Regions from separate parts of the Mus musculus genome. Here region 2 is linked to region 1. A link is a contact called in ENCODE Hi-C or POLR2A ChIA-PET data. All regions are on one chromosome and are shown on one strand. The core of a region is the stretch at or near the end of the contact, and the rest is flanking DNA. Distances in the headings are between cores, read along the strand shown. Region 1 holds the start of Smim14 (small integral membrane protein 14). Region 2 overlaps Smim14 (small integral membrane protein 14).

Region 1 (5,960 bases), core at 1,013-3,512:
CCCCAGCCCCTGAAGGCAGAAGCTGGTAGATCTACGTTCCAGGCCACCCTGGTCTACAGAATGAGTCCCAGAACAGGCAGGGCTTCAGAGAGAAACCTTGTCTCAGAAAAAGAAAGAAATGTCAAGAGCATCCAATAGGATGGGAACAATTACAAATGCCATCTTGGGCCCTAGAAAGATGGCTCAGAGTTTGAAAGCAGTGGCTGCTCTTCTAGAGGACCTGGTTTCAATTTCCAGCCCCCACATGGCAGCTCAGCACTGTCTTGTGGCTCCAGTTCCAGGGGGATCCGACACTCTCACACAGACATACATGCAGTCAAAACCAATGCACATAGAAGTAAAAATAAGTTACATATATGTGTATGAAATGCTGTCTTCATAAAGTGCTAGTATTACATGAAAAAGGATAGTGTCACTTGGTTGATGTAGAATCTCTGAAAATATTTCATGCAGACGTCAAAGAAAATAGGTGACTTTAAGGAATAAAGTAAAAATAACGCATACAAGTGGATTACAAGCTGGGAAGTCAGGTTCGTGGTGTATTTGTTTGGCAAGTGGTCGAGACAGGGTTTCTCTGTGTAGCCCTGGCTGTCCTGGAACTCACTTTGTAGACCAGGTTGGCCTCCAACTCAGAAATCTGCCTTGTCTCTGCCTCCCAAGTGCTGGGATTAAAGGCGTGCACCACCACCGCTTTTTGTTTTGTTTTGTTTTTTCAAGACAGGGCTTCTCTGTGTAGCCCTGGCTCTCCTGGAACTCTATGGACCAGGGAGCCTTAAACTCAAGAGTTCCACAGACCTTCCCTTCCTCGTGCTGGGATTAAGGGGATGTGCCATCACTTCCCGGAGCAGTTTTGTTTTTCTCAGCTCAGCCACTGAGAATCATGAAGGTTTCTTTCCTCTGTTTTAAATATGGGATGTTTCTTCATTGAAATTTTGTAGTTACAGTGTGTACCAGGGAAGACAGAGCTCCCCTGCTTGTTTTCGCTGGTCGGGTTTTGTTTTCTTTTCTAACTTGTAACCTTACCAAAGAAAGCAGGCCATACCTCAGTAGAACACGGATTGTGAACCATGTAGCCAAAGACAGACTGTGCAGCACTGTTTTAAAGGGTTTTGTTTTTCTTTTTTTGTTGTCAGATTGTTAAACTATTAGGGAAGAAAATGAAATTCCAAGTGGATGTTTTCTGCCGTTCACTATTTTTTGTCCAGACTTTAGATTCTCAGGATAATTTTTTTCTTGTACTTTCTTATAAAAATATGCTTAGTTTCGTCCAGAGTTCCTCGAGGTCATTGGATACATCTGTAGAATTACGGCTGCCACAGCTGCTTCCAGAGGTGCTCTTTTTGCTTATCAGGCTCCACACTTCAATTTGCTGGTATTTCCCGTCCTTTCTTACATGGGAATTAAGCTGTCTTTGGATTGTTGAAATACTGCTTCCTAACTTCCAAGCCCAAGAATGGTGTGCTGCTACCTCCTTTGGCCACATTCCCTCCTCCACTAGGAGGGCAAACCCATGGCTAGGCTCCCCTCACTTTTAAAAACAAAAAACAAAAAAACCCAGACATATTCTATGCTGCACTGGCTGGGCTCAAATTCACATACTCCCACCCACTCCCCCAGGGTTTCTCAATGCAGCCCTGGCTGTCCTGCAACTCGCTCTGCAAACCAGCCTGTCTCTGCTTCTGCTGTTGAGCCATCACATCCGGCTTCTAACATCTCTCTTTTAAGGTTAAGGTTGAACTTAATTTAGGTCTGTTTTCCAATCCAAAATCCGAACGTCATCAGGATCACTCATCCCTCCCCACCTCCCAGCTGACATGCTTCTGTAATCTTCGAGTTCCGATTTTCACGCGTGCCTGATGATGAACTCCCACCGCCACCTCTGCAGGTAGACCGGGTCTCAGCAGTCATCAATTTGTGCGCGCGCCCCTCCGCCTAAGTATGACTAAACACCGCCGTGGACAGAAGCCATTCCCTCGACAAACAGACAGACACGTCAGATGATCATGACCACGGAAGACAGCACGGAGGCGACGTGGGACAACTTAACAGCCGGGTTGCCCTTCCTTCTCGGTGGAGCAACCCCACCCCGCCACACCGGAACTGCCTCCCCCACGCCGGGCGCGCCCACGCACGTCAGCGCCGGAGCTGCGGGAGCCGCCCCCCTCCGACGCAGGTGGCCCGCGCGACACGCGCATGCTCCCTAGGTAGGGTCACGAGCGGCTCCGGGTGCTACAATCTGTTGCGCCGCCCTCGGGGAGCCCGCAGATCCGGGTCTCGTGGCTAAGAGTGACGTGGTCTATCGAATCCAAACAGAGGGGAGGAGGCCGGCGGCCAGCAGCATCGGCAGCGACAGCGGCGTCCGGAACGCTCCCGGCCGCCACCCTCCCCGCCCGCCGCTGTTTTGGGCGGGTGAGTGTCCCGTCCCCCCCTCTCTCCCCGGCCCACCGCCCTCCTCGGCGACCCTCTTGGCGTCGCCACTTCTGTGGCCGCGCGCACCCGGGGACCGCTGCGGCGGAGCGGGCGCCTTTGGCTGGGCGCTGCACCCGGGGAGCCCGCAGCCGCTGGCCCGGCAGCCTGCAGCTGGGCTGCACAGGCACCCGCAGTCCGGGTGCTTTCACTTTTAGGGCCCCATAGGCGGCGCGGGCGTGCAGGGGGTTAGGGACAGTCACCCCGAAGGCCGGGCGGTGGCGTTTGCCTGGTGGGTTCGATGAAGTCACCCGGACGGGGCCCTTTTGTTGTGGTGTGTTGGTAGCTGCCATCCTAAAAGCCAGAGCTCTTCTTTAGCCTCCATTGTGTTGCGGATTTAAAGGATTCCCCTTTTCTGTTGGTTCAGTTCTGTTGGTTCAGTACGTGGAGCCGGGGCTGACAATGGAGCAGGTAGCAGCACCGTTATCGGAAGGAATGCAGGGCAACAGCCTGGCAATGGTTTGAGATCCGTGTCGCTGCTTAAAGCCGAAGTTTTCCGAAGTGGCTGCTTAAACGTTAGGATTTTAGCCAAGATGATACTTGCTAACTGTAGCGAGGCGGCAGGATGCTTTTAGTTGCCCCAGTTGGAAAAGCCGAGGATGCGGCCTTAGTAATGGAGTGCCCTGGGTTTACAGCTGGAGCGCCTGATGAGCTTCAGGAAGCATTTATACCTGCATGTGTGGAAGACACCCTCCCGATTTTGTGTTGTGGTGTCACTTGGCAGCTATCCGTACCAGAATTGGGAAAAACCTACAGTTTACCAAGGGTTCTAGTCTGGAAACGCTCGCTGCCCTGTGTCTGCTGTGGAGGTTAGGGGAAGCAGCTGCGTGCTCCTGCTTCAGGTGACTCCCTGCTCGCGCAGATTCCTTCAGTGTAGCCGCCCACCCTTTTGCCCTCCGCACTCAGACCAGAAAACCAAGCCTGGATGTTCCATCGTGTTTTCGAAAAGGGACATTTCCCCCTCTCCAAGATACTTATAGTGTTTCTGTGGAAAGCAGCAGGAAGGAACGAGGAAACAGATTGATTGCTGTCCATCAAATCTGGGAAGAAGTCTTAGGAATTTAGACCCCTATCTTTGAAGGGTGTGCCCTTGGGCAGTAACGGACCTCGTATCAAATCTTTTCCTCCTGTGTAGATCATGGATTTTCCCTCTTTTTTTTCTCCCATACTTGGAATCTTGATGATATAGACAAAGGAGAATTTTCTTTTTGCACTTCCCCCTTTTCAGATTTTTTTAAAAAACCCTCACCCTTTTTACTATTCTAAAACAATATTTTTTGTTTTGTGAGATGTTTTTGTAGTGATTGGAGGAGATGTTTATAGAAGTACATGAGGAGGAAAGAATGATAATCGCGTCTCTCCTCTTGCCGGAATGTTAGTTCATATCCTTCAAGATGCTTTTGCAATTGCTTTACAAAAATATGGTATCATACTACATTTGTTATTTACTTATTTATTTTATTTAATGTTAATGGGTATTTTGCCTATATGTATGTTTGTGCACCTTGTGCATTCCTGGGTGCTCAAGGAGGTGGTGGATCCTTGGGATTGAAGTTACAGAGGATTATGAGTGGCTGTGTTGCTGGGAACCAAACCCAGGTCCTCTGGAAGAGTAGTTAGTGCTGTAATCTCAGAGCCACCCCTCGCTGTGGCTTTACATACCGGTACTTTTTTGAGTTATGTATGTATGTATGTATGTATGTACGTATGTATTTGCAGCTATGGCCTATGGACCTTTTAGGGTGAAATTCCACCATGTTGGAAAAGCAGTAGTTATTAAAGCCATGGTGTGGAAAGTTTTCCCCCTATGTCTCTTGGTGATACTGTGAGATTTAGTAAAACAGACACCGAATGGCGTGTAGGCTTACTTGGCTTGTTAAACAATCCAGGCAGCAAGTGCAATGTGGAATGTTACTGAAGTTTTTTGTATCTAATGACTTCACAGGGAAGTTTAGGTTTAACCCTTAGTTATACTGTATTCCACATGCAGGCACCTGTTACCATCCCAGTCCATAAGAGTCTGGAGGAATCTATTTTGCTGCATAGCATACTTAATTACTGTATTAGCTTTGGGGTTTAGGTATGTGCCATCTATTACACATTTTTTGTTGTTTGGTTTTTAACCACTGACTCCAAAGGAGCCTATCCAGAAATGAAATGCCCTCTAAACCCCAACTTCAAAGGCTAAGTATGGTGAAGTAGCCTAAGTCTGCTAATGCCACTTTGGGCTGATGTCTCATAAGCTTCCCTAAGACCTGTAAGTCTCTTTTGTCGTTCATCATCTCCTAAGTAATTCCAGATGGCAAGTACTCTCTGTCACATGGTTTTTTTCTTTAATTTTTACAAATCTTTACAATTTATTTTTTTGTGTATGTCTATATCTAATGTGTATGTGAGTGTGTGTGCGCACATGCCAGAAAAGGGTACTGGATTCCCTAGTGCTAGATCTAAAGTAGTTACGAGTTTATGATCCACCAGGCAAGGGTACTAGGAACCAAACTGGGGTCCTCTCAACAAGAAGCAAGTGCTCTTAATGACTGAGCCATCTCTCCAGCCTTTAATTAAAAGAGATTACAGCACTCAGTGTGCACTCCTTTTCCATCCCTGGTGCTACCGCCCTTGCTAGACTACCACAGTCTCTTATGTGGTCAACTGAAGTAATTTCCTGGCCTGTCTCCAACTTTGGCTACTTACTTACGGTGCATTCCTCATATCACAGCCTAAGAGTTTCCTCAAATTTTAGTTTAAGTGCTCGCACACTCACTTGGGTGTGCTCTCTCTCTCTCTCTCTCTCTCTCTCTCTCTCTCTCTCACACACACACACACTCACACACACACACACACACACACACACACACACACACACACACACACTTACTTGATTGAAAGGCTCCCATTCAGGATAAAACCCTGGCCTGGCCTGGTGACAGAAACCTTTAATTCCCAGCACTCCTGTGAGGCAGAGGCAAGCAGGTGTCGTTAAGTTGGAGGTCAGCCTTTGAATATCAGGTTTGTTAGGTACTTCCTACCTAGTCCTGTACGCTGGAGCTGGTGTATTCTTGGTTTTCATCTCTTTCTCTTATGTCTGAATCTACTAGCATTTGAACAACTGCCTGAAGGCCTTTGCTCTTCCTGTACCCCGGGGCTCCAGTATTCTCCAAGTCTGCCTTGGCCAGTTCATTTCTGTCATTCAAGTTGCAGTTCAGATGTTGGCTTTTTAAAGAAATCACCTCATTTCTCTATTCTTCTTACCTTACTCACAGCCTTTACCACTAGCTGGATTGCCTTAGTTTAATTGTTTTATGCGTCTTACGCTGGCAGTTCTTCAGAAAGGCCTAATAGGAACGCTGTGCCTGTTGCCGGATGGATGAACTTGTGGACGCTTCTGTGTTCCTCCTCCTCAGGCCTGTTCTTTTCTCAGAAAACGAATTTTCAGCAGCTTCTTGTAGAACAGCCTTAGATCTGTTTAATGATCTTTGGTGTGTGTGCCATCA
Region 2 (5,960 bases), core at 1,408-3,907, 38 kb after region 1:
GCACACTTGAAGGTCCTTGTTCTGACCTGTGAGTCCTATGCTCTGGCTGTGACTGGCTGCTTCTGCGACTAAGTCTCTCTGGTCTCCACGTCTTGCCTGGCTTCTGAACCTCACTCCAGTTGCAGGAGTCAGCAGTAAACACATCCCATTGGCTCCTGACTAAGATTGCTTCCAGCTGCCTCTCACTCTGCGTTTGCTATATAAAAAAACAATTTGGTTGTATGAGGGGGTGGGGGTGGGGAGCCAAGCTCAGATCTTCAGGCTTGGAGGCGGTGCTTTTAGCTGCAAAGCCTTGTCCTGCTGGCTTCACTCTATCTACATTTTGTGGACACTTTTCCCTTCTCAGTGGTACCACCCTCTGCTGTCCCGTGTCCAGCCATTATGTATGTAGAGACTGTCTTACTTGGACATCTATGTCAGTCTTGGTTCTCAGCTCGGTGAAGGCAGGGGCACTTGGAGGCAGACCCTTCTCCCTTCCAGATCCCCAGCATCACGGCAGTGATCTCCCTCCCTCCCTATTTCCCAGTCTAGATCTAAACCCTGCCGCTTTGGCACCTTCCTCTAGCCCCTGCATTTTATAGTTACCAGTGGACATGGCTATTTCATTACAAAAGGTGGCCATCTGAAGAACAAGTCTAGGTTTTTCATACAACCACTTTTAAAGGCAGTTCAGAGGTTTGTCTGAACATGAAGAACGTTTTAGGGCTTTGTAGAATATTTTTCAAAAACTGTTGTTTCTTTTGGTGCTACAGATCAAACCCAAGTCCTCAATGCACACTAGGCCAGTGCTCCACCACCGAACTGCACGTTAGCCTGTCTCTGTGGTCTCACTGTGTGCCTAGTGGTCTCAGTGTGTGCCTAGGCTGGCCTCAAACTCACTACCTAGCTCAGGATGGCCTTGTCCTGCCTGGCCCACTGTTCCTGACCCCCTCAAATTTATGTGTTTAATGCCTCAGCAGCATTCTTTCCATCTCTGCCTGCTGCTGCTGTCTGTTGCTGCCTGCTGCTGCTGCTGCAGCACTAATTGTGTCCTCTTCGCCTGCTGTTTTGTTTTCCCTCTGGCCTCTTTGGGTCTCATATACCAAATTTACTTCCTAGAATGGCACCATAATTATTTTCTAAAATTCAGCAAACCAGGAGTAAGCAGCACAGGCCTGCTGTCTCAGCATTCTAGAGACAGACAGAGTTCAAGCCAGCCATGGCTACATAGCCTGGTTACAGGATATCTCAGTGCAAGCAGGACCAGCAGGATGGCCCAGCAGATAAAGCTGCAACTTTGATGATCTAAGTTCAGGTTTCTGGGACTCCCCCCACCACACACTGTGGGAGAAGAGAACTAACTTTCTCAAATTGTCCTCAGACCTCAGTGTGTGTGCTTGTGGCATGTGTGCTTGCACACGCGTGCGTGTGCACACACACACACACACACACCTTTAAATTTTTTTTAAGTATTACTGTCACACACCTCTCCATGACCTCCGCAGGCATTTCTCTCTTTACAGGATATTTAAGACTTTCCACAGCTCAGACTCATTCCCAGCAGACCTCACGTGCACCCGTGGTCCTCAGGACTCATATACAGCAGACCCACCTCCAGCAGCCCTCATGTGGCCAACTGGATGATTGACAGTAGTGTAAATGAGCCTTAAAACTGATAGCCGACCCCCACAAATTATTTTCTTGTCTCCCCAGAGGGTGCCATGGCATGTTTCCCTTCTACATCCCACAGATAAATATGGGTGTGGGAGTTGAGGGCTTGCCCAACTTGCTGGAACCCATGGATGGATTAGATCACCAGCACTCAAAGAGGGGGAAGGGAAGAGGGAAGGAGAGAGAGGGGAGAGAGGAGAGAGATAGAGAGAGAATATGAATATCTTGCATCAAGCCTTGAAGGTCAGGAAAATCATGTCTATTTAGACTCTGAAGTGGAGGGATTTTGGTGCCTGCCTCCTCCCCCCACCCCCCACCCCCGTTTGCCACATGCCATTCTGGGCAGTGTGTCATTCTGCTTTCATGTCCTGCCTGTCCCTGGCCTGGTGCTCCCCTATGAGGTGATAGGATGTTTAACTTTCACAGATAAAGAAACCAAGATCAAATAGCCATGAGATGGTCCCTGCTCTTAGAAAGTTAATGGCTTAGGCAAGCTATTCCTTCAACTGAGAAATGCTATGATCCTTTGAAGAGGCGGCAGGACGATAGCAGAAGTAGTGGGGTTGTTATAGAAGAGGGAGGCAGAGAGTAAATGGGAGACTGGCTGTTGTGCTGGGCAAGGTGGAAGATAGGGGGTGGAAGGACTCCTTCCAGTACTCCCTGCCAGAGAAGTACTGAATTGGTGTTACATCATTCTCATTTGGAAGGCTTAAAAAATTATAATACTAGCCCACAGCCCTCTACTGCTCTGAATCAGATGGTCTGACACAGGGCCTCAGAATCTGTGCTGTAGGTCACAGGTCTTCCTGATGATGTGCAGCCAGGCGAGGGAAACTCTGGCTGGAGAAGAAGTGAAGTAACTAGGAAAGATAACGTTGGAGAGAGTGAAGCCTAGAGAAGCAAGTCCAAGTCACCCCAGCAAAGGTCAGGCTGGCGTCCTCAGAGCTCGATAGGCTTAGTCACTGGGTGGGTCAGCAGAGATGTTTGTGTTTCTGGTGTTTTGGGGTGTGACAACACATACTTGTCTGGCAGTTAGAGGCAGGAAAATCAGGAGCCTCGGCTACCCTGGAGACCTGAGGGTACTGGATAACGGACTGACCTGTGTAAGAGGAAAGTTCAGTCCTGTGGCTTAGCTGATAAAGACGCTTACCTGAGTTCAATCCCGGGCACTCACACAGTGGAAAGAAAGAACCAGATCCTGAAAGTTCTCCTGTGCCCCTCCATGTGTTACTCCACAAAAATCAGAGTAAGTGTAATAGAAATGTTAGATCCCCACAGCATATAGAGTGTTGAAGGGAACAGGAGACGTGTGCTGTGGGGTTTGGGTGTGGCGAAGTGGTGTACTGCCTGTCTAGACTGGTAAGGTCCTGGGTTCAACACCCAGCATCCAAAGCAGAGGAAAAGAGACAGTACTGGTAAAGCATGTGGTTTGGCGACTCCTGCCCCACTGAGTTAGCTGTTGCTCAGAAAGTGACTGAGGTTAGGACTAGACCACATTCCCATCTGCCTCCTCTTGTACCAGCTAAGTCCTTAACATGACTGCATTTCAGTTGCTAGAACTTTGGCCTCAGTACTGCAGGTTGGGAGTGAGCCTGGGCCTGTGGAGCCTGTTACAGTGTGTGAGCTTAGTTTCAGCATCCTGCCTGGGTAGCTGAACAGGATTTTCCCTGATGCAGAAAAACCAAAACTAGCTGTCATATTGACAGGCCATTTCTGAAATCTGCTGGGATTTCTTTAAATCTGATCTCTAATTTTAGTTTCTGAAAACTGAGCTTTTTTGTTTGTTGTTTTGTTTTGTTTTTTTAGAATTTTTTTCGTTTGTTTTGCTTTTTATTATTTGGACATAGACTTAGTATCTAGCCTTCACTTGCCTGGAACTCTCTATGTAGATGAGGCTGCCCTAAGACTCCGAAATCCACCCGCCTCTATGTCCTGAGTTCTGGGATTAAAGGCATGTGCCACCATACCTACTCTTGGGTATTCTTTAAAATTCTTGTAGATTTATTTACGTATGCACTGCCTGCATGTACATGGTGTCTGTGGCGGTCAGAAGAGAGTGTTGGACCCCTGGAAATAGACGTACAGGTGGTTGGTTGTAGGCCACTGTTGTGGGTGCTGAACTGAACGAGGATCCTCGCTCTGCAAGAGCAGCAGTGTTCTTTACCCTGAGTCGAGTCTCCAGCCCCCCATTAGCTATTCTTGATCTGGCTTCTTTACTTCAGCAGGTCTACGCATTTGTGGTTTCCTAAGTCCATGGTCCTTGCAAATCAGTGCAAAACTGTTGGGTGTGTGTAGGGCATGGTGTGTCACAGTGATAAGTGTCCCTGCCTGCTCCCAGCGCTCAGGACTCTGTTAGCACAGATTATTACTGCACGGGGCTGGACAAGTGCCTCTGTGAGGCGTATACACTTACTCTTGCAGAGGACCAGACTTGCTCCCATTTCAGATGTGTATCTCGCAGGGTTTCAGTCAGGATGCAGTTTGGCTACAGATGCTTTTTCTGTTCGTCCTTAGTGCCAGGACCCTCCAGTGACAGTGGCATCAGCATCACTGTGATCCTGATGGCCTGGATGGTGATCGCCATGCTCCTCTTCCTTCTGAGGCCTCCTAACCTGAGAGGCTCCAGCCTCCCTGGAAAGCCCTCCAGTCCTCACAGTGTAAGAGCTACTCCTGACCCTTTGTGGGTGGTGGGGGGGGGGGGTGTTTGCTTGGACTGAAATACAGAAATTATTAAGAGGAAGACTCAATTCTCGGACTGAGTCCTTTCAGTGTAGTCATAATGAAATTCTCAGTCCCCAGTTATCTTTTGTAGAGATGAACATTAAAATAAAAAAACAGAGTTAGATGTGGCTCATATCTGTAATCCCTGCACTTGGGAGAGTGCAGCAGGAGGATTGCCACAAATTCTAGGTCACCTTGTACTCCAAAGTGAGATCTTGCTTCAGGAAGGGGATGGGTATCTATAAAGTTACACAGCATCCAGGAAAAAAAGTTGGGCTGGAGAGATGGCTCAGTGGTTAAGTACACTGACTGCTCTTCCAGAGGCCCTGGGTTTAATTCCTAGTACCCACATGGCAGCTCAGAATTGTCTCTAGCTCCGGTTCTGGGGCATCTTACACCTTCCCACAGGCATACATGTAGGCAAAACATGTACACAAAATAAAAATAATTAAGAAAAACAGTTTTCAGACTAGGATCATGTAGTGATATGTACAGTAAAGCCTTTCTGTCCGGCTTTAAATGAGATGTTGCTGCACCTGCGAGCAGCGCCATCCATCAACAGGGATGGGGCTTAGTTTGTAGACTACTTGCCTAGTGTGTGTGAAGCCCTGCCTTGGGCTCAACACCTCATAAACAGGGTATAGTGCACACAGCTGTAATCCCAGCATGGGGAGGTGGAGGTAGGACATCAAAATTCAAGATCATCCTTTGCTACATAGCAAGTTAGAGCCTAGCTTGCTTTCCTATGGAAAACCCTGTCTCCAAAAAACTTTTTTCTTCGTGATGAAACCACATGTTGGAACACGAAATTACTCTATTAATTCTGTTGCTCAGCCTTCTCAGTATGCAGCCTTACGGTGTTAATGTCAGATTTTTTTTTTTAAAGATTTATTTATTATTATATGTAAGTACACTGTAGCTGTCTTCAGACACTCCAGAAGAGGGAGTCAGATCTTGTTACAGATGGTTGTGAGCCACCATGTGGTTGCTGGGATTTGAACTCCGGACCTTCAGAAGAGCAGTCGGGTGCTCTTACCCACTGAGCCATCTCACCAGCCCAATGTCAGACTTTATAAGTAGTTCTTCATATGAGAGGAAAGCAGGCATAGCAGTGAGAATTGGCCTGCACCGTGGAACTTTTAGGAGGAGAGCGTATAGACATGCTGTGTGCTGGGCTAGCTAAGAATGGCTTTATTGGCACACACACGGTCTCATTTGTGGTCCAAGGCTAGCCTCCTCTACACAGGGAGACTCCATCTGTCTTAGAGGAAAAGGAGAGAAAGCTTTAGTGTACTTTAGGCTTTTCTTGGAAAGGGGACTGTGCCTTAAGAACCTTGCAAACATAAAGTGTTTCTTTCTTAGCCTCTCCCCATGCCTTACTCTGTGTATACCTTTGTTATTTTCATGTCAGGGAACAATTTCTCCAATGTTTAGAGAAAGAAATCCAACTTAACCTGACTTAGAAGCCATTACAAGTGACAGACCTTATTGGTCCTAGGAACAATAGTCTCTGTGTCCTAAGCAAGGAACAGAAAAAAAAAAAAAAAAAAAAAACAGACAACAATAGAAAGGCTGCTCACCTTACAGAG

What was found. A loop is a pair of places that touch in the nucleus more often than their neighbours do. ChIA-PET counts read pairs that join two places held with the same protein, here RNA polymerase II (POLR2A).
Region 2: a loop to region 1 is called in a map of heart, with 1.9 times the contacts of the local background. The contact joins the enhancer-like site here to the promoter of Smim14 in region 1. A Hi-C loop is called at or near these places in 3 of 37 maps with a recorded cell type or tissue (gastrocnemius and heart). POLR2A ChIA-PET finds 5 or more read pairs at or near these places in 3 of 5 experiments (Patski and embryonic stem cell).

Annotation. Positions count from the first base shown.
Region 1 is chr5:65,489,185-65,495,144 of GRCm38, reverse strand. It overlaps Smim14 (small integral membrane protein 14), which reads left to right and starts at 2,262. Exons shown (of 5, transcript NM_133697.4): 1 at 2,262-2,409.
Region 2 is chr5:65,451,533-65,457,492 of GRCm38, reverse strand. It overlaps Smim14 (small integral membrane protein 14), which reads left to right. Exons shown (of 5, transcript NM_133697.4): 4 at 4,165-4,307. Among named protein-coding and RNA genes, the nearest start is that of Ugdh, 19 kb to the right of the region's middle. Within about 2 kb of position 2,657, at least 1 of the 3 ENCODE cell types and tissues checked has a DNase peak (open chromatin) inside an H3K27ac peak, as active enhancers do; it is heart, where a contact is called at or near this core.